2 separate regions of the Homo sapiens genome follow, and region 1 is linked to region 2. A link is a loop called in an ENCODE intact Hi-C map of the cell type or tissue named here. Cell type or tissue: endothelial cell of umbilical vein. All regions are shown on one strand. Each heading gives the region's core, and the rest is flanking DNA. Links, peaks and the distances in the headings are about the cores only.

What was found. A loop is a pair of places that touch in the nucleus more often than their neighbours do. Peaks named below come from ENCODE experiments on the same cell type or tissue, not always from the same donor. Only the 100,000 strongest peaks of a DNase experiment are listed, where the experiment ranks them.
Region 1: it touches region 2 in a loop (6-fold over the local background); 2 of 110 quality-filtered maps call a loop at or near these places.

Annotation. Positions count from the first base shown.
Region 1 is chr16:77,452,043-77,463,256 of GRCh38, forward strand. It overlaps LOC105376775 (a long non-coding RNA gene), which reads right to left. Exons shown (of 3, transcript XR_933752.3): 3 at 10,925-11,104. Among named protein-coding and RNA genes, the nearest start is that of ADAMTS18, 23 kb to the left of the region's middle. In endothelial cell of umbilical vein, for the core only: no CTCF peak of the experiment used is centred there; a DNase peak (open chromatin) is centred at 5,189; H3K27ac peaks cover 2,020 bases.
Region 2 is chr16:77,588,137-77,599,350 of GRCh38, forward strand. It overlaps LINC02131 (long intergenic non-protein coding RNA 2131), which reads left to right and starts at 2,749. Exons shown (of 3, transcript NR_184319.1): 1 at 2,749-2,784; 2 at 10,949-11,107. In endothelial cell of umbilical vein, for the core only: a CTCF peak has its summit at 9,262; DNase peaks (open chromatin) are centred at 3,415, 6,075, 7,295 and 8,325; H3K27ac peaks cover 6,520 bases.

The sequences.
Region 1 (11,214 bases), core at 1,573-9,572, 140 kb before region 2:
CTTTTCCTTATAAAGCAGCAGTTCCCAACCTTTTTGACACTAGGGACCAGTTTCATGAAAGACAATTTTTCTACAGATTAGGGGCAGGATGAGGGTTTTGGGATGATTCAAGTGCATTACATTTGTTGTACACTTTATTTCTATTACGATTACATTGTAACATATAATGAAATAATTATATAGTTCGCCATAATGTAGGATGAATGGGAGCCCTGAACTTCTTTTCCTGCAACTAGACTGTTCCATCTGGGGATGATAGGAGACAGTGACCAATCAGGCATTAGATTCTCTTAAGGAGTGTACAACCTATTTCCCTTACATGCACAGATCACAACATAGTTTGTGTTCCTATGAGAATCTAATACCGCTGCTTATCTGACAGGAGGCAGAGCTCAGGTGGTAATGAGAGCGATGGGGAGCAACTATAAATACAGATGAAGCTTCACTCACCCACTGCTCACCTCCTGCTGTGCGGCCCAGTTCCTAACAGATCACAGACAGGTACTGATCCATGGCCCAGGGGTTAGGGACCCCTGTTATAAAGTACCCAGCCTTGGGTATTCCTTTATAGCAACACAAACAGACTAAGACACATGCTTTATCACAATGTATTTGCCTAAATACTTATTGAAATACTACTATGTACTAGGATCTACGTTAGGCATTGGAGGATGTAATGGTAAATAAAAACAGACATGGTTCTTGTTCTCATGAGCTTACCTCTTAGTCAAGAGAACTGATATTAAATAAACACACAAATAAGTACATAAGTACTAATTATTTAAGCTGCTTTGAATAAAATAAGGTTTATTTATTTATTTTTTCCTTTTTTAAGACAGAGGCTCACTCTGTTGCCCAAGTTAGAATGCAGTGGCACGATCTTGGCTCACTGCAACTTCTGCCTCCTAGGTTCAAGCGATTTTCATGCCTCAGCCTCCTGAGTAGCTGGGATTACAGGCATGCGCCATCTTGCACAGCTAATTTTTGTATTTTTAGTGGAGATGAGGTTTCACCATGTTGGCCAGGCTGGTCTTGAATACCTAACCTCAAGTGATCCACCTGCCTTGGCCTCCCAAAGTGCTGGGATTACAAGCATGAGCCACCGTGCCCAGCCTAAAATAAAGTTTCTTAAATAACAATACCAAAAGACCTGATCCGGTATGCAAGATTAAGGAAAACTTAAGTTTGGAAATTATACTTAAGTTGAGATATAAAGGAAGCATAGAAATTACATTGGTAAAATTTGGAATGGAGGTGGCTTTTTCAGGCAAAGGGAACAGCACATGCCAAGACCTTGCATCTGGGTGAAAATGTCTCACTCAACTGACAAGATCAGGGTGGCCAGAGTAGAGGAATCAAAGGGCATAGAATTATGAGACAGGATGATTAAAAGATACTTGGAGTCATGTTAAAAATGTTGATCTTTATTGTAAGATCAATAGGCAACCATTGAAGTTTTTTTTTGTTTTTGTTTTTGTTTTTTTTTAGACAGTCTCACTCTGCCGCCCAGGCTGGAGTACAGTGGTGTGATATTGGCTCACTGCAACCTCCCCCTCCTGGGTTCAAGCAATTCTCTTGCCTCAGCCTCCTGAGTAGCTGGGATTACAGGTGTGCACCACCACGCCCAGCTAATTTTTGTATTTTTAGTAGAGACGGGGTTTCACCACGTTAGTCAGGCTGGTCTCGAACTCCTGACCTCATGATCCGCCTGCCTCAGCCTCCCAAAGTGCTGGGATTACAGGTGTGAGCCACCATGCCTGGCCACCATTAGAGAGTTTGAAGATGGGGGAGGGGCAATGGGAGCAAATGGCATTTGGAAAAATCCCATTCTGGTTGATGCATGGAGAATGGATTGGAAGAGGACTGTTGGGAGGGCATTGCAGTTGTTCAGGCCAGAGATGAGATAGGGGAGACCAGCATAGTGGAGGGGGAGATTCAAGACATCGAAGGAATTACAAGGTCTTGGGAAGAGTCTATCACAGGTCCCAGGTGAGAGTGACAAAGGTGACAAGGATGGGTCTCATTTCTGGCTTGCATGCCTGGAGGAATGGGGAAACTATTCAATGAGGTAACATCTCTGAAAAGCGTCAGGTTTCGGACAGGGTGGGTGGTGAGACACACAGAGTTAAGTTTTTAAAATGTTGAGTTTTAGCGGCCCTTGAGATTTAAAGATGTAAGATTAGAATAGGATCTCAGAGAAAAGGTTTGGGCTGAAGATATCAAAATGTGGCATGACTCACACAGCTAAGTCTCAGGGTTGAAGCTTACAAAGAAAGTCTGAAGTGAGAAGACAACAGGTCTCAGGATCAGCCTGGAGGGACTCCAGTACCTGTGACTCGTGTAGCAGAAGTGCAATAAAATTTTTTTATAATAACATGAAGAAGAAAGAAGAGAAGGAGGGAAAAGGATGAAAAAATAAGAGTGAAAGAGACTGTATTGGATTCAAGGTCTGGCTCTGCCATCTCAACAAGTTTCTTATTCCTCCAAGCCTCAGTTCCCTGTCTGTAAAATGGAAAGAAGGTGGTTCATATCTCATGTATGTACTATGCGGATTAAATAATGTAATATTTGACACTTAGCAAATGCTCAGTGAACTTAGCAATTATTACTCTGTGGATGGCACAAGGCTGGCTCTTAATGTTATTTATGGGAGTCATGAATGAATAAATCATTGGTTGAATAAATGGTAACTATCTCCTTTCTCATATAATTATTTTTTCTGAAATCCCATTTGTATTAAGAGTAATGGAGTCAGGGCGGAGTAGACGGCGTACGTGTGAGTTATGCATTTCATGGAGTAACCTGGAGCATGAATTTTAAGCCTCTATCTCATCAAAGAAATGGGAAATATTAAGGCATGATTTTTTTTTAAGACAGATTAGACAATCTGTGTTGTGTTCCTTTTCTCTAGGGAAGTAAAAGCAACCCTGTATTACCCTGTGTTACACATCTCAGGATGGATTTTGCAATTTCTCCACTGAACTTTTTCACCCTGCCTACACTTACAATTTTTAAAAGTCCATATTAGTTTGAGAGACCTCATCTCTTAGAGCTATCATCTCCCTATGCACTTTTACGACACAGTTAAAAAGGCAAAAAATATCAAAAGTTATAAGAGACACCAACATGACTGGACAAATGAGGTGTTTCTAGGAGGTTGGAAGTAACCTTGAACTCATACATTCTGGTTTATGTGAACCCAGCAAAAGTAAGAGGGACCTCTCATTGCAAACACTTGGGTCCATCAGCCTAACCAGCCTTCTCTTTATACTAACATTTTAATTAGCATCAGACATCTGCATGGATTAAAAAAGAAATAGTAATGAGAGTGACCTGAGAGCTATTGTCATTGTATTTTATTGAGTGCCTATCCATTTAATGGCTGAAATGTAACAATTTTAAAAACCAGGGTTGTTACTAGAAAACAAACATAAAGAACAATTGATGACACTATTGCATCTTTGGATAGAAATAAATATTTTCTTAGGATTGATTCAAGGAATTTCACTTTCTCTTTGCTTGACCCTCTGAGAACATGGGAGTGGCATGTCATAAATGTCATCTCTTAAACAATGACTTGAAGATTAATGCCAACGTGTTCCCAGTCAACAGGCATGAGTTGGCTCTACTTTGGAGGAAGTCACGGAACCAAGGATATTGCCTGGAATCTCATAAATTAAAAAGGATAATACTAATGAATAATGCAATCTGACAGTATTTATAATGGCTCCAAAATCTCAGTATAGAGATATCATGCACCATCATTCTGAAATATGCTTCTCTTCACATGTTAACCACTGTGAAAAAGAATGTATTGTGTGACTAGTAGCATCTTAGAAACATGATGATAATGAGAAGAACATACAATAACTAGAATTTATCGGGTGCTTACATTGTGTGCTGGGAACCATGCTAAGCCTTTTTTATGCAGTAGCCATTTAATCCTTACAGTAATTCTACAGGGAAGGTACTGTTGCTCTCCTCATTTTGTGGAGAAAGAAACTGAGGTACAAAAAGATCAGATAATCCAAGGCCGCTAACCCAAGGCCAGTAGATTAGGGAATGATGAAACTGAGATTAACAAAAAGGCTTATATGACTCCAGACTAAGCTCTCTTAACATGAACTGGGGGGCAATTTTATAAGTCTCTCCCTCTAGCCAACAAATAACTCTTCCTCCTTGTTAAAAAAAAATAGTAACAGAAGATCATATAATTAGATATATACACATTTTGTGAATTTGAAAGAAAATAGGAATAGCATTGAATCTATACATTGCTTTGGGCAGTATGGCCATTTTCATGATATTGATTCTTCCTATCCATGAGCATGGATTCTTTTTCTGTCTGTTTGTGTCCTCTCTGATTTCCTTGAGCAGTGGTTTCCAGTTCTCTTTGAAGAGGTCCTTCACCTCCCTTGTTAGCTGTATTCCTAGGTATTTGGTTCTCTTTGTTGCAATTGTGAATGGGAGTTCATTCATGATTTGGCTCTCTGCTTGTCTGTTGTTGCTGTATAGTAATGCTTGTGATTTCTGCACATTGATTTTGAATCCTGAGACTTTGCTGAAGTTGCTTATCAGCTTAAGAAGCTTTCAATTTTAGGTATCATTACTATTGTTGTTGTTAAGAAATAAGAAAAACAATGGGAATTTTCAGAAAAGAAAAAAACTAGAATAGCAGAGATTTTGGAAACCGAGTCCAATGGCTTGTGTGCTGACCTCAGTTTTGTTTGTTTTGCCAAATACCACCTGAACTATTTACTTCTATTTATGTAACTTACATTACTTATATTTATGATTCACTTTACAAACTTTAAAATGATTTTATCTAATGTGACTATAAGAACAGTCTAAAGTGTCAAACTATTACAGTTTTTAAAAATTCTGTGTGCCCCCAAGAACGTTCTGGAGCACCAGAAATGGATTGTATTCCCCACATTGGAGACTCTGGTGAGAATGACCATGGGGAATGCAGGAGAAAAGACAAAAGAAAGCAAACAATGGCTAGGAGACGTGGTGGCTCCAGACCTCTCATCTCCAACTTCTTTTTTCAACTTCCCAAGGAATCCCCATAGGGCATGACTCGGTTGCCTGGGAAACTCCAGTCTGTATAACCTGACCACATGTCATCCTGTGACAGATGGGAGAGCCTGTTAGCCACACTGAGGACTTGTCATAGACATGTCACCCTAGGTCTGCACATTTCATGTACAGTGAGCTCTGAATTTAAAATCAAATGGTTACTCATCAGGAAGGAAAGGCGTCACAAAATAAAACATGAAATGTTCTAAATTCAACAGTGGATTTAAGAGCATATAACAACACTGTGGTCTCGTGTACACAGGCAAAAAATGCAGCAGCACCCAAATGTTTAGTTTCGAAAAAATGGAAACATCTAGTCAGTTCTACTCCCGTGTCTTCTCTGTGGTCCAATTAATCAAATCAGAATGAACTCGAAACTGGTAGCCACTTGCCAAGCCTGCAAAAAATGTCTTATTCTGATTATTAAATAAACAACTCCTAAAAAAGGAAGTATTTTGAAGAAAGACAAACATTTTCTTCCCTCTGAATTGCAGTGTATTGAACTCCTCCCACGAGTTGGTGGTAGGAAAAGACTAAACTAGCTAGAAGCTGAGAATGTATCAAATCATTCTTCATTCCAAACATAAGATACCAAAATGTCTAAATTGGCTCTTAAAAATTTAGCAGTGTTATTGCTTTGTCTTCCATTTTAAAGAAAATAATTATGACACATTTTTGGATAGTAAAAGGTTTGATTATATATTTTTTCACAGAGTTTTATAAGATTAGTTTTCTCTTAAATGTGGAAGCTTCAGTGGCCAATATTAATGAATTCAATTTTGATTTCATATATTCTTTTTTAATGATTTTTTAATGTCATCATTCAGAAGGCTAGTTTTCACAACCCCAAGGCAGCCTGGTGTTGAGGTAAGAATCCACTGATTTAGACAGCAAGGTCAGAGTTTCAACCCTGACTGCTACATACAGCCTATAACGGCAGTATGCCACTCACTCTACCTTTATGATCTTTATATTCATCATAAGGAAAGTGGTAACCCTTCACATGATTGTTGGGGCTATAAGTGAAACAGTGAAGTGGGTACTCTTTGTGGTTGGACAGAAGAAAAAAATACATCTGCAAGGATACATATCAAATTCTCAACCACACTGTCCTTTAGGGTATTGAGGATTTGTGAAGGTGCATCTTGAGGAGGGGACTGAGTATATGGGGTGATGAAGGACTCCTATTTTATATTTTACACACTTCCAAACTATTTGAATGATATGTGAAAAGGAACATGCCTCATGTGTAAATATCAAAGATTAACAAGACATATAAGAATAAAAATGGCAAGAAGACAAAAAGAAGGGGTTCATGGTTCTTGATTTGTTTGCTGAACTAAGTGAAACTAAGTGGATTTCCATGCTTGTGTTCCTTCTCTCCTCAGAACCATGGGGGCTCTTCCAGCGCTGTCTCGATTCTAAGGTCAGTTGTGCAGGAGAGTCACAGGAAAGGCAGCACCCCAGAAATCCTGGTCCACTCAAGGTCCAAACTGCCTCATTAAATAGCCTGAAATCCTTGAAGCATTAAAAAAAGAGAGTGAGAGAGAGAGAAGACAAAGAAAATGAAAACGTAAACCCCCAGCAAACTTCTGTAGTCACTCTGTTTATCATAACTATAGTCCTAACACTATTACTATCAATAATTAACAGTTACTGTAATTTTGCTATGGTCTTGGGATTATGCTTAGTATTTTTAAATCAATGTTTCATTTAATGTTTGCACAATATTTGAAGACATTATTATCATCCCCATTGTGGACACGTGAAAACTCATGCTAGAGGGTTCAGGTAACTGAGCTGTAGTCACAGGTTACCAAGTTATGAAGCTGCAAACCAAATTCCAGCAACCTGGAATGCTACATGGGATTGAACAGCAGAAGCTTAACAGTACTAAAGAAGAGAAGTTGGCAAACTCGTTCTTTCTGAATACAGTTGAGTTTCTTGTGGCCTTGGATTACAGACTCAACATCATTAGTGTTATAAGGGATGGTGCAGGTCTTTGAGTTCGATCTCTCTGTCAGTAAGAGAGAGTAAAGAATCTTTTCCACATATCTATGACAGATGATCTTCTATCTCTGTTTAAACAGCTCTAATAAAAGAAAATTCAAGATATATGTGAACAAATCTTTGCACTGCTGAATAATTCCACTCATTATAACCTCTTCCTTAAATGAAGCATAAATTGGTTGCCCTAAGAAATTGCACCAAAGACCTTGGTTCTCGTATCTGGAGAGCCACATAGGTACGTGTTACCTCTTCTGTAGAATAATGTGATAATGTTTGAAAGATATGAATGCAATGCTAAATTTGGGTGGTTTCTCTAAAAGAGAAAGTAGAGTCTGGGCTTAAGCAACCACGGTTCTAGACTCAAACCTCACTTTGGCTCTTTGCTAGCCATTAATCTTTGAGCAAGTTCCTTAAATTCTGAGTCTCTATCTATTTGAATCTACAAATTGAGGAATACAGTATCCTTGCCATAGGACTTATGAGAACAAATATGAAGTTCCCAGTGCAGGATAGTGCCAGGCACAGAATAAGTATCTAGGACGTGTTGGTTTTCTCTTCTTTCACTCTTTTGTTTATCTTTCTGATTTCTCTCTAGTGTTTTTATGAACCTCTTGAAACATGAGACTCTCACATAGACACAGTCCTCCAGATGACTCTAATGCAAAGGAAGGCAAAGAAAGGCTGGACTGCAGATCTCATGACATAAACAGTGATTTTCTATTTAAATGTCTTCATTATTCCGAAGATACATATAGCCTAAAAATAGGTGAAAAAATCAAATCCCTCTTCCCTGCTTCCTAACCAAATCTGACGTCTCCAGTATTAAACTTACTGATTTTACTATTAGCCCCAAAAGACTATCATTTCTCCTTATTGAATTCTGTTTTCTAGCTCTTAGTCCATTGTTCCTACCTGTTGATACTGTGTTTTGGTTCTGTCACCTATGCTATTAGCAATCTCTCCCCCACTTAGTGTCAGCTGAAAATGTGATAAGCACACTTTCAACCCAAGGAACTGATTATAAAAAGGAAAAACAGGACAGGTCCCAGGAGTGCTCCCATGTCACATTGCTGCAGACCTCCCACCAAGTTGACAAGAAGTCATTAATCAACCCTGGCTGGATGGAGCTCCTCCATCATTGGTGATTGTGTCCAGCGGTCCTACCATGTAGTTCCTATGTCATAATTCTATACATGGCTGTCAGGGAGACTTTATAAAATGCTTCTCTGGAACCAAGATACATTCAGCCCCTATACTATCAGCCTTCTAATAAAACCATCAACATAGGATGTAGAGTTATTTTGGCACAAAATCACAAACTGCATTAGTCTCAATACTCATTTATATATTATATATGCTCACAATATTACCATTGACGCTAGGCTCTTTTTTTTTTGGAGACAAGAGTATTGCTCTGTTGCCAGGCTGGAGTGGAGTGGCACAATCTCAGCTCACTGTATCCTCCGCCTCACAAGTTCAAGAGATTCTCCTGCCTCAGCCTCCCGAGTAACTGGGACTACAGGTGCATGCCGCCATGCCAGGATGGTCTCGATTTTTTGACCTCGTGATCCACCCACCTCAGCCTCCCAAAGTTCTGGGATTACAGACGTGAGCCACCATGCCCAGCCAGATGCTAGGCTCTTTAGAAAATATTACTTTTCTTAAAAAGATGAAATTACTTCTTTGGTTTCCAGAAGTGATTAACATGGATATCCTCCAGTTTAGAGCATCTGAGTGTTGCTAAGCTAGTGGAATACTTCCTATTCTCTAATAAAATTCAAAAGTTACAGAAAATTACGCTAATGAATCTCTAGACCTTAGAACTGTTTTTACAATCCCTGAAGGAAGGTATCTGCTCTTATGCACGTGATCATGATCTTCTTTCCTTCAGAGGATAACAGTTTCCACTTTTCAAGAATATGTTTGATCTTCTCTTAGCTGTTAGAAAATAGAGCCATGAAGCTTCAATTCAGATCAGAGGAGGAAGAAAAATGAACATCGTAAAAGCAAAACTTTATTATTTTACCAAACAAGCCTTAGCTCTTATTCACGCATCTTCCTTACGTCATTTCCAGTTTATTTGTTATATTTTAAATTATGAAAATGGTTTAGAAAACTGTTTTTTAATCTTATTTTAACAAGCTTCCTGAATACAGTCACCTCAGCACAAAATCTAAAAGATATTGGCTTTTGTTTATATGTATTCATATTTTACCTATTTGCAATCATATTTATTTGTATTTTTAAACTAGTAATGAAATATGCCTTCATTTTTACTGTTACACATTCTAGTGATAAGACTGAAGCCCAGTTTGGTATAGCAGCTGCCTGAGCTATAATATAGATCTTAAAACACTGAAAGCCTAAAAAGTACATAATTTTTAATTTAATTTTTATATAAATATTTTAAAATCCTATCTATATTAGTAAAGAATTGCCTTATCTATTTTATTTATTTACTTATTTATTTATTTATTATTTAATTATTTATAGCACCGGGGTCTCACTGTCTTGCCCAGGATGGTCTCAAACTCCTGGGCTCAAGTGATCCTCCTGTGTTGGCCTCTCAAAGTTCTGGGCTTATGGGTGTGAGGCACCATTCCTGGCCTTGAATTATTTTCTTAATATTAATTCACCTGAGAGAAAGAATTGGATCAAAATGAATGAGTATGTTATTCCTTTTTTTTCTTTTTCACTAAAGACATGTGATCCCTGCATTTTTATTCTTAATGTCTATTGCCATAGCCATTTACAATAATTCATAGTGCTACCACTCATGCATAGATATTGCTTAAACTGTTAATTTTCTAAGCACTCTGTTTTAATGGAGACCTTTCCTTTTTGTATTTGTTCCACCCAGTGCTATGTTTGTGGCTTTTAGATATTAGGGAGTATATAAATTTGTTACATCAATTTTCTCTATGATAAATTATAAAGAAAATTATTCTATTTAGTTTTATTCATCTCCTCATGAAATAGTACAATTAGATTTTGGGATGTGACAACCTTACATCATTTTGTTTTTCTAAAATATCTAACTGGTATTTTTATCAGAGAGTTGGTTGTAATGCTAACATTATTACAGCTATGCATAAACCAACAATGGCCACTACAAGGCTTGTAAAAGCACATGTAAAATATGAGATGACTTTCCAAATTCACCAAATTTGTCTGCCATAGAAAAAAACTGTTGAGAACTCATTGGTGCCAAGTAGGTAGGTGCTATGGAAAAGCAAAGATGAATAAGACATAGCTGTTATATTGAGAGAGGTGTCATTGCTGAGCGATAATAAAGGAAATCTTGAAAAAAATAAAACAAAAAGGCCCCACAGAAATAGAGGCAGAATGTGGAAAAGTCCCAAGTGGAATGAAATGTTATGGCATTTAGAGATTGGAGAAATGAATTTGGGGTTTAAAACTCCCTGTTTGGGGCAGGAAGGGGTGGTGGAATTTATGGTGATTAAGATTTATCAAAACTCAAAAAAAGACTTTTTTTTTCTGTCTCTCGAGTTATAAAATAGTGCCAAATAAGGCTAATTCCTGGGGAATCAGAAATAAACTCTTCTCCCTAGAGAAGGGTCTTCTCTTAGTCTTTGTTTTTTAAAAGCTGAGATTGTGCTGAGCAATGCAACTCTGGGAATTGTGCTGTGGGAGAATGCAGTGTGTTTGGGGTGTGTTTGCTTTTGGGTGGTGCTTTCCCAAGGAGTAGAGTTTGGTCTGGGGTCCAGAAAATCTCTGGAAAATGGGCTTGGCTTCCCATCGTCCTGCAAGAGTGGAATGTGCCTTGTACACTTAGCCACCAGCATGGTTTGCCATCCAACACTAGGGACTGCAAAAGACAATCTGTCATTCCAATATTTCTCAGCAAGCCCACCAAAGACCAGATGCTTGTATCTTCTTGTTTTTCCTCTGCCACCGAGAAATCCCACTGTAGCTAGTCCTGGGTCTGGAGAATGGAATGTATGCGTTGCATTCCTTTCTAGGATAGCTGATCAGGGTTGTCTGCCGCCTTACCCTGTGAGAAAATTTGTTTATTGATCTTCAGTAAATCTGGGAGCCTACATTCCAGCACAGCTTGTCAAAATACTGGTCAAGTTAATATGTCATTTGATTAGTCCCTCATGG
Region 2 (11,214 bases), core at 2,092-10,091:
TGCCCTACGCTCACCTCTCTCCCTCTAACCCGCGTGCTTTCAGACTCTTGCCGTTCCAGGGCTTAGAGCCCCCTCTCATTCACAAGTCCTGCCCTTTCACCAGGGAAAAGGCAAAAGGTCAAGATATTTGGCAACCAAGTCCCTCAAGTAAAGAAACAGCATTACAGGCTGAGTAAAATGGTATGAAGGCAACACTCAATCAACATGTGTGTTTTTGATGCCTACTGTATGCAAGTCTCTATGCCAAGAACACTGAGGACAGGGAGGTTGAGATAGAGTATTCATCCCCCTCCCATTCATCACAAAAAGCTTTACCGAGCATATAGATTATGCTCATCCCAGTGCTAGGCTCTGATGTACCAGGAGAAATAAAACAGGATCCCTGACCTCAAAAGGCCTGTGGTCTCATAAAAGTGCTAGTTAAGACACACACTGATAGCAGGATGGAGAATGCATAGTCAATGACCTGTGTGTTTGATGGATGGATGGATGAATGAATAAACGAAGTGGTATTAAACAAGGGATGAGTACCATTCCAAAAGTGCAGTTAAAGTGTTGGGGAAGGGTGCAGAAGTGAGTGAAATATGACCTGCAACCAGGAAAAATTTATGGGATGGATTGGCCTTTAGGCTTAACAAGATTTACACACGGGCATGAGAAGAGCTACATCCTGGAAGAGGAGAATTAGTCAAAATTTTGGGGGGTAAATACCTTTTCAGACTGGAGGGAGAAATTTTTCCAGAGGTCAAAGCTGTCTGGGAAGACAGATGGGACAGGTACTCTAACCCTTGTCCAGGTACTCAACACAGAGGAGATTGTATCTGGAGGCCTTCTTATATTATCTCACTAAGACTCATGAGAACCAGCAGGTATGTGCTCTTAAGAAACGCATTTAACAGAGGAAGAAGCTGAAACTACCCACCTACAACTCCAGAAGGTAAGTGGTAGAGCCCAGGTAGGATCCCAGGGGCCCTTTGATTCAGTTTCTGGGGCAGGAGTCTGCACACTATGGCATGTGGGTCAAATCTGACGTGTCACCTCTTTATGTAAATACAGTTTTACTGGAGCACAGACATACTCATTTGCACATTGTCTATTGCTCCTTCCATGCTACAACAGCAGAGTTGAGTAGTTACAACAGAGACCACAAGGTTTGCAAAACCTGAAGTATTTACAATCTGGCCCTTTACAGAAAAAGTCTGCAGACTGCTACCCTAGAGCTCACTCTCTCGGCTTGCGTGGCCCAGCGAGCTTTGGGCTGGCAGCACCAGCTGGAGCCGTCAACCTAGCAGACATTCCCTGCCCTTGGACACTGCCAGCCCTTCCTTCTTTGATGGGGCAGAGCCGGTGGGGAGGCAGAACTCAATGGTCTTCCCAGAACGTATTAAGTCCTGTAAGAAAGCACATCCCTTGAGAATTTGAATTCCTGTGGCATCTCTACTATTTATATTAAAAACACCACAAAAACTCATTTTTCATGCTATTTCAGCTGAAAACAGCCATGGCAGGACCACAATCCGGAGATCAAGACGGAGTGGGGAGAGCATGTTTGTGGAGTCAGGGCTTAGCGTGCCCCAGGTTGCCTGTCCCAGGTGCACTGGGCCCAGGCCAGGTTTCTTTCTGGGATAGGGGGCTTGAGGAAGAGGGTAAATCAAGAGGGGAAAAGGTACCTCGCTGGAAACCTTGCCTCCTCTCATCTAGAAAAGCATGAAAACACAAGCTGGCGTTCACACGTCCACCTTGTTCGACAACCTAACATGGGTCATTAATTGAAATAAAATGAAACCAAATGGAACCCAGATGTTCGCATATATTCACTTGCACACAATTCATAGGCAAATCACCAAATGAAAATGTGCAAAGATATTCACAGTAGTTACTTGAAGGGTATGCGGCTACCTTGTTGTCTCTACCTCAACTCTTAGTTTTGTTTTGTTTTATGGCACTTAAGCAAAGAACAGGAGAAAAAAAAGGCATAGATGTACAACTCAGAATTATTCTGTGTTTCACCGCCATAAGAATGTCAACCCCACAACTCCACAACAGACTCTGTCTGTTGTTCATGGTTGTATCCCTGATGCCCAGAACACAGCCTGGAACACAGTAAGTATCCAATGAATCGTTGTTTATTTAATAAACACATATTTTATATATGCCAGGTGATTCACAAGCAACATACATTAGTGTTACAGTAAAGAAAACACATTATTTAAAAGTATGTATCAATCAATTAAAAAAAGAATGTCTTAGCTAATAAACATTCATTGACTACCTACTATGCGTTCACATTACTGTTTTTCTTTGCCTTCAGGAGACCTTGCACAGTCAATATTCATAAGAAATATTCAATTAATGCCTCACAAACATTCCTGACCATACAAACTGTACAAACGCCACCACAATTACCACATACTTTGAGGATGATATATAAAAACAATAGAATAACTACTCATCTTTAAGAAATCAATTATTCCAATGAGCCTATCATACAATCCCCAAGAGTCTGGAGTGTATTTCCCGGGGAGACAATGAAACTGAATTGCAACCGTGGTGCAGAGGAGAACCCAAAGTTGTTTTGCATAAGTTGTCATGGGCCATTATGATGCTGGCAACTTCTATGAATAAACAAGTCAGCATTTGTGAAAGTTTCCAACACAATGCATGGCACCCAATATGCCCCATTTCGCTAACCTCCACTGAGCCCCAAGCTCTGAAGATCAAAGTCAAAGCACGAAATGAACGTGAGAGAGCTGGAAAGCTAACTACAAAGCCTCTAAAAGTTACGTAAGTCAATATGGGCTTTGTCCTAAGCATGCGACGCTGAGGCAGACTTTTAACTCATTTTTGTTTTCCTTTTTACAAACTTGTCAATGAAACCTTTATTTGAAAAACCACTCCTTAATGTCGAGTAGGAAAAGACACCAGAGAATAGCCAAGATTGCAAAATAATGGCCGGCCTGGCTGCACCGCCCAAGACTGGCTCTCTGGTGGCCGGGCACAGGGGCTCACACCTGTAATCCCAGCATTTTGGGAGGCCGAGGCAGGCTGATCACCTGTGAAGTTCAAGACCAGCCTGGCCAACATGGAGAAACCGTGTCTCTACTAAAAGTACAAAAATTAGCCAGGTATGGTGGCAGGCACCTATAACCCCAGCTACTCACAAGGCTGAGGCAGGAAAATTGCTTGAACCCAGGAGGTGGAAGTTGCAGTGAGCTGAGATTGCACCACTGCACTCCAGCCTGGGCAACAAGAGAGACACTCCGTCTCAAAAAAAAAAAAAAAAAAAAAAGACTGGCTCTCTGGTAAAACCATACTGGAGCTTGGATGTAATAATAAACCCCACAACGCTGAGTGTTAACCTGCTCCCTGTGACCCTTCATTGTTAAAGATGCTGGTGACTGCTACAAGGTTATCCACTTCACATCTGCCAGCTGGGAAGTTGTGCAAACGGCATGTAGGGGGAAGTGAAGGGCAGCTGGGAAAATGAAAAACACCTTCAGAAAGTGAAATAAACTTTCTTAAGAAGATACCACCCTCCGCTAGCCATATACCAAACCGTAAAAAGAAAGAAAAATATTAGGCCTACGCCACATGGAACAACAAGACAATCCTTGTATCTCAAGGAGGTAAAAAAACCCACACCAAAATAGCAGCCAGATGTCCCCAGTGCCACTCTCTTTAAGAAAGATTACCAAATGACGGACAATCAGACATTATTCATTCTGCAAATAAATATTAATGACCGGCTCTACGGCGGCCTAGGTGCTGGGAAAAAAAAAGACCAAATAGTCTCTACACTTAACAAGTATGATTAGCTCCTTAACAACATGCTCAAATTCGCTAATGGCCTCCTATGAGCAAAGTTCATTGTGCTTTACAGATGTTATTGTCTATTCAATATATGTCTATTAAGCCCCAAGCATGCACACGGCACTGTGGCACTGTTGCAGGCACTAGGGTTACCAAAAACAGACAAAAGTCCCCTGTTATGCATCTCATTTTAAGCTCAATTTATCACCATGTAGCAGATATCATTATTCCCATTTTAGAGAGAGGAAAAGTGTGGTTAGCCCTAACCCACCCAGGTCAAACACTAGTGAAGGCCAGAGCCAGGACTTCGGCCCAGCCCACCTTTAGGTCCTTGACCTTTCCCTGATCCAAGGGTCAAAAGCAAACACAAATGTCTGCAAGGGCTAGGATGACAAAAATTACAATGGGCCAGGTTTATCCCATCATAGCCACTTATGTTTTGTTTTGTTTTCTTATTAAACAAACTATTAACTCACAGTTCTATTTTCCACTTCAGTCCCCAAACAATAATAATGCTTCCTCTCATTTTTCTTGAAAACCAGCCCTTTCATGCTAACTTTTTGTTCCCTGAGACAAAGCCATAGGTAACAGGAAATACATCACTTTCTTATCTTTTCTTTCCTTTTTTTTTTTTTTTTTTTTTTTTTGGAGACAGGTCTCACTCTGTCACCCAAGCTGGAGTGCAGTGGTGCGATTTCAGCTCACTGCAACCTCCGTCTCCTGGGTTCAAGTGAAACTTCTGCCTCAGCCTCCTGAGTAGCTGGGATTACAGGCATGCACCCCCATGCCTGGCTAGTTTTTATTTTTAGTAGAGATAGGGTTTCACCATGTTGGCCAGGCTGGTCTTGAACTCCTGGCCTCAAGTGACCTGCTCACCTCAGCCTCCCAAAGTGCTGGGACTACAGGTGTGAGCCACCATGCCCAGCCTTCACTTTCCTTTTAACACTGTTGTGAGAAATAATTAGAATGAGAATGGTGATAAATGGGAAACTGACTCTCATCCACCCAAACATTGAGGAGGCAATGGCAGTTGCTTCTTGGCCTCAGCTTACAGTTACCATGCAAAAAGTAGGCCAAACATTGCCTCTGAGTTTTCAAATGAAGCCAGAAATTTAGAATGCTATGTCAGATCTTCCAGTACTTAGATACTGACAATCAATTAAAACTTTTGAAAAACTATGTATGCCAGTATTTTACTAGCTCAACAATACATATTTTGGTATTAAATCTGGCAGCGATCTCCAATTTACAAGCTCCACATTATTCCTAGTATTCTTTTTAGCAAATATCATGCATATTGCACAGTACTTTTATTTATTTAGAATACCTATCGATGATCTTTCTGTATTTATAGATAGGCCATGAGACCAATTACATACAGAAGAAAAATGTGTTTATATCAAAGTACACTATATTCCAAGTATCAAATGTAAGATGGTGACAATAACTGAAGTGAAAATTGAAAGAGGGGAGAGGTTGCCTGATTCCTGAATAGCTGTCAAGGAGGAGAGGAGACTCTACCTTGGTTTATGGATGGGTCCAATATGGACATACAGAAAAGTAGGTCAAGAAGAGATGAAGCATGAGAAAAACCTTGGAGATGAATGTGAGAATGTTTAGTTGCTCATTAATATTTAAGGAGGAGTAAATATAAGAATATTGGAAGATCACTTGAGGCCAGGAGTTTCAGACCAGCTGGGACAATACAGCATTTCTACAAAAGATAGTTTTAAAATTACCTGAGCGTGATGGCATGCACCTGTAGTCCCAGCTACTCAGGAGGATTGCTTGAGCCCAGGAGTTGGAGGCCGCAGTAGGCTATGATTGCACCCCTGCACAATAGCCTGGGCAACAGAGCAAGACTATCTGTTTAAAAACAAATAAACAAACAAACCAACCTGAAAAAAATAACACTGATAGAGTAAAAAATATGACAAGGAACTTGTAGAAGGTGAGGACAGAAGGTTATGCTGTGGAAAATAATAGTGTATAAAATGGGGAAGGTATCTGGTCTACTTCATGACATCAGGTTAGAGTTCAGACTCAACTCTTGAGGAAGAAGTTGTGCTATACATCTTTTGATATCTCCTGCATCTAACACAGTGCTTAACATGTAGAAAGCTTCCAATAAAATATTAAAGATGGAATGAGGTCACATGCACAATGGCATTTTGACGAACACAAAGCATGCACGACATCATGCGATTATTAATATTGATGAGGAAAGAGTATTCAAAGGAAATTTCCATAGGATTCCTGAGAGATGAATAATAAATTGAGGGTCTCTGGCAATCGTTAACATTGTTGTCAAAGTTCAACAGGCATTTCCTTCTCAAAAACAATGAAGGGAAACCCATTCTACTGGTTCCTGCTACAACTGGGGATATTATGCCAAAAGGGCAAGAGGAATAGAGATTCCTATGTGGCCCTTTTTGAATTTCGGAATTGAGACACACTCTACCCTTCCCCCCACCCAGTCTCCCCTAATTAAAAAAAAAATAGCAATAGCCTTTAATATAAGCAAACAGGAAGTTTTACATTCACCAAATGCTACAGTTCACCTTCCATTGCATGACAGCTCAAGCTATGGAATCAGACAGACCTGGGTTCAGGTCCCAGCTCAGCAATTTATTAGCTCTGCCACTTTAGACAAGTTACTGAGCTTCTTTGAGCCTTTGTAAGAAGATGAGGCAGCAAAAGCAACACCTATCTCATACAACTTATGAGGATGATGGAAGTGATGAATAGGAAACCTAATTACCCACATGTAAATACCAGCTTGGAGACAAAATGATCTCATTTCAAGGAGACATCAAAAGCCAATGAGACAATTTCTGTTGAGTTGAAAATCCCACAAAGATTTCATCCACGTTGTAAATTGGTACTTGATATTAATCTATTTTTTGACTCCTCCTAAGTGCAGTGTTGCCTTCACACGTAGCTGCGTCTCTCAGCAGGGTGATCCATATCCACAGATTGCCCACAGCTGTCTCAACCACATGAAAGACCCAGACACTCCCAAATGACCCACTGGCACAAGGTAGCCATTCATCAAATGCTAGAAGCTCAGCACCAGACACAATGAAAGGTTAGCGCTCGGTTTTTATTGCGTCGGTATTAGCTTTCCCTGTCTGCAGCCATTTGATTGGTACAAAGCTTTACACTGTTTACAAATGTTTTAGAGTCCTGGCCTTTTCTTCTTATTGACTTTTACATACTCACATCATTAATCTTTAATTTTCATTGGAAACTACATCCAGCAATCAAAATGAAATGCTGCCTTCTGCCATGTGCCTCAAAAGTCCTGATGAATTGCACACCACTAAAGAGTCTAGGTAGAGTACAGTGTGTTGGGAGGAGAATTGCCATTACTCATTCTATGCAAAAGTTGAAACTGTTATTTTTGTGACACCGCATGTGCACTTGATACCAGCCACGTATTTTCTAGCATACAGTGAGCATTTCATACAGAGCAGTGGTTTTTATTGGCTATGGTTATCTCCATAACTGATATCCTTGAGAAAAACAATTGATATTTATCAAAGATAGGAAGTAACTTCTGAAGTAAATAACATTCTTTGTCAGTGATAACTGTTACAGAAATAGCAGAGCAATGAAAGAAGTAGCAGTGTCACTATATAATCCAAGCTTGAGAGTGCTGAACAAGGGTGTAATGCAATTTGCCATTTTGCTTACTGATGTCACATATAAATGGGGAAGACACAGTGGCATACTTTTGAGAAAAAGGAATTGTTTTCAGATTTCTTTCAAATAATTTCCAAGATCAGCATTGTCAAGTGCAACAATCTGTAATGATGGAAAAGTTGCACAACAGCAAAAAGCTGGCATGCATCTGTGTCATTAAAAACTCAGTATGATTTAACAAATTTTAGCTAAGATTTAAAAATACCGTGTTATGTGATGTGGATATGCCAGACATTACTTAGTTACTCCCCTACTTTTTCTTATTATAGTTATTTTTCATTTTTTTATTGTAAATATTTTCATAATGTCAATCAAAGAGTACTTTTGAGATCCAATGATATATACTGAAACTTTGAGAAGCTAGTTATGCCATTAGGAATCCCAGTCTCTTAAGAGTTTTGCTTACCATTTAAGACGAATCTGAAAGAAACAGTCAATCAACATTGCATTAATCCATTAATGAATATAATTATATGGATGTAACTGAGACAGGATTTTCAATACACAAAACGTGTGCTGTTAAGAAATAGATAAAAAGGAAGCCTATAAAGATTTTACCCCAAGTTGCAATAGTTCCTTGCTATCAAATTTTTGGATTGGTTTATAAAACTTTATGTTCAATACTTCCTGTTTAATTCATGAAGCATATTCTGGCCAATATGGGTGAAACCACAGAGAAAGAAAAGTAAACAAGTATACTTAGGATAATTCATGGTAATTGCTCTTATGAAAGAGATTATGAATCATTTTATCTCTACAAATTTGATGCATTTCCAAGCATTCTGGTGTGGCACAAGAATATTACAGATTCAATTCCTCAATTCCCAAGCATTTCCTGTTTCCCAAGCCTTCTGATGTGGTACAAGAATATTAAAGACTCATTTCCTGATTTTGATAAAGTTACAGTGTGGCTGGGAGGCAAGACATGCACAAAGATACTAAACATAAGTTTACATAAGTTATGTCAAAGTAAATGCTTTGAAAGAAAAGGTAAAATCTCCATGACTGGGATGTCAGGATAATGCCATAAGGGAGTGGATGAAAATTTGTCTTTGAGGAATGCAGTAAGCCTCATAAAATCATCATAAAGAAGAATGGAAAATAAAGACTCCTGGTGTGTCTGCGAAATAATTAGAGGACTAATCTGTGTAGAGGAAATACATTTATTGGAGGCAGGTGAGGTAAGGTAAAAGAAGGCAAAGACACTGGCTGCAGTCTGAATCTTCAGGGCTTTATTCTACACCCAATAGAGATGTCATTTAACAACGTAATGACTTACAAAGATTCTTGCTTTCAGATATTGGTCCGAGCATGATGTGATCAGGGGAAAGAACGGTGGGGACAGGAAGATCACTTTAGGGAGCCATCTTGCACATTTGGAATAAGAGGAGAATACAGGAGAATAAAATATGAACTCAATGACATCAGCAGAAATAAAAATTCTTTCAGAGGGATACTGAAGAAGCATGATTAACAGACTTTTGAGGTTATATGGATATTGTCAAAGAGGCAATGCATCATAAAAAACCACCCTAAAATTGTAAACTCAGTTGTTGGAAGAACTTATGATATGACCACTGAGAAAAAGAGAAGTTAAAGAAAAGTATTAATTTAGGAATGGCAGAGACCAGATGATATATGAGTCTGGTTTAAGACATGCTGAATTGAATCTATTGATATATTACTAGATGGAGGGACTTAGAGGATGGTTAAAAATATTTGGCTGAAGCTCAGGAAAGAGATTGGACACTGGGAGTCCCCTGTTGGACAGCTGAAGCTATAACATTAGATGAGCTCACCAAGGGAGAGGTGTTATGCAAAGAAGATTGCAATCCTGGGACCAAGACTTAAGGAATGTCCACACATAAAGACAGGAGACAAAGAAGTTGGTGTTAAAGAGAAAGAAACAACCAGAAAGACAGGATGGGAATTGATGTCTTGGAAAAGTATGGGATCCCGAGATAGTTACCTTTGAGGACTACTCAGAGTTCTGAAACATATTTTAGCCACAGGACCTTTTTGTCAAGTGAAAAATCTGTGAGAAACCTGAGAATAGCAGAACTGCTCCAGTACGAGATGGGTTGGAGACTTGAAGAACTGATGTTTCAGTAGGGCATGGTGGCTCACACCTGTAATCGCAGCACTCTGGGAGGCTGACACAGGAGGATCATTTGAGTCCAGGAGTTCAAGACCAGCCTGGGTGACATGGCAAAACCCCATCTCTACAAAAAAATACAAAAATTAGCTGGGTATGGTAGCACATGCCTGTTGTCCTAGCTACTCGGGAGGCTGAGGTAGAAGGACTGATTTAGCCCTGGGAGGTTGAAGCTGCAGTGAGCCATGATCAGGCTGACAGAGCAAGACCCTGTCTCGAAAGCAGATGAAAATCAAACTGTCATCTCAGCCCTCCCATCTCCAACCTGACCCCCACCCCAAGCATTCACCGCTACTAAGGGAGTGCTGGTTGACAAAGACTCCATAAAACAGAGCTTGAAAATCGTTGACTTTTGATTCTTTTTATTTTAAAGATGAGGAAACTGGAACACCGTGAGGAAAAGTGAAGAGATTATCAGTGACAGAATCATGAGTTTCATCCCCTGATTTCTGGTCTGTTAGTCTTTAATTAGCAACAATGCTTCTTACAGTGCCCAGAAACCTGAGAGAGAAGAGAGGTTCAGGGAGGAAGGATGGTGGCCTGTGTACAGAGTACACGGGGGATGAGGGAGTCCTAGAGGTGCTCCCAGCCCAACACAGACAGACAGCTGCTCGATCCTCCATCCCTATTCCAGGAATACACCTATCAATCACTTTCTGCAGGTCGCAGGAGATAATTTATTTTCTATATACCACTTTATACTTTTTTTTTTTTGAGATGAATCTCATTCTGTTGCCCAGGTTGGAGTGCAGTGGCTTGATCTCATCTCACTGCAACATCTGCCTCCCAGGTTGAAGCGATTCTCCTGCCTCAGCCTCCTGAGTACCTGGGATTACAGGCACCTGTTACCACACCCAACACATTTTTGTATTTTTAGTAGAGATGGGGTTTCACCATGCTGACCAGGCTGGTCACAAACTCCTGGCCTCAAATGATAGGCCCACCTCGGCCTCCCAAAGTGCTGGGATTACAGGTGTAAGCCACTCCACCCAGCCCACTTTATACTTTTCAAAGTATTGTCACATCCAACATCTTTTTTTATCATCACAATAATCATGGGAAGGGGACAAGTTGGGCAGGTAATACTACAGTATTCACAATGTACACAACGCCTCAGAGACATTAACTAACTTGACCAACTCACTCCAGCACCAGGATTAGAACTCCAGTGGCTCCCCACGAATAAAACAAGGCAGCTATTTGGGTTACAGAATCAGCACAAATAGCAGAAGGTTTTGTGTCTCACCTAAATCAATAACTAAGGATTTCTGTTTCCAGGTAACATGAAGAAACACACTCGATTCTGCCTCTCCCATTGAATAGAGCAATAAAACATGGACACAACACACAAAGCAGCTATTTGAGGACTCTGAGAAGGAAATGGCAGCACACAGATTGGGGGAGAAGACCAGAATTTGAAATGCTGCTGAACCACAGGTGGGTTTTTCAATCTTCTTTCCTCTAGTATATCTTGGCCTGAACTTAAACACCAGACCTGGTAGTGGGCAACAGTGCAGAGACAGATGAGAAAACTGTAGGAGAAG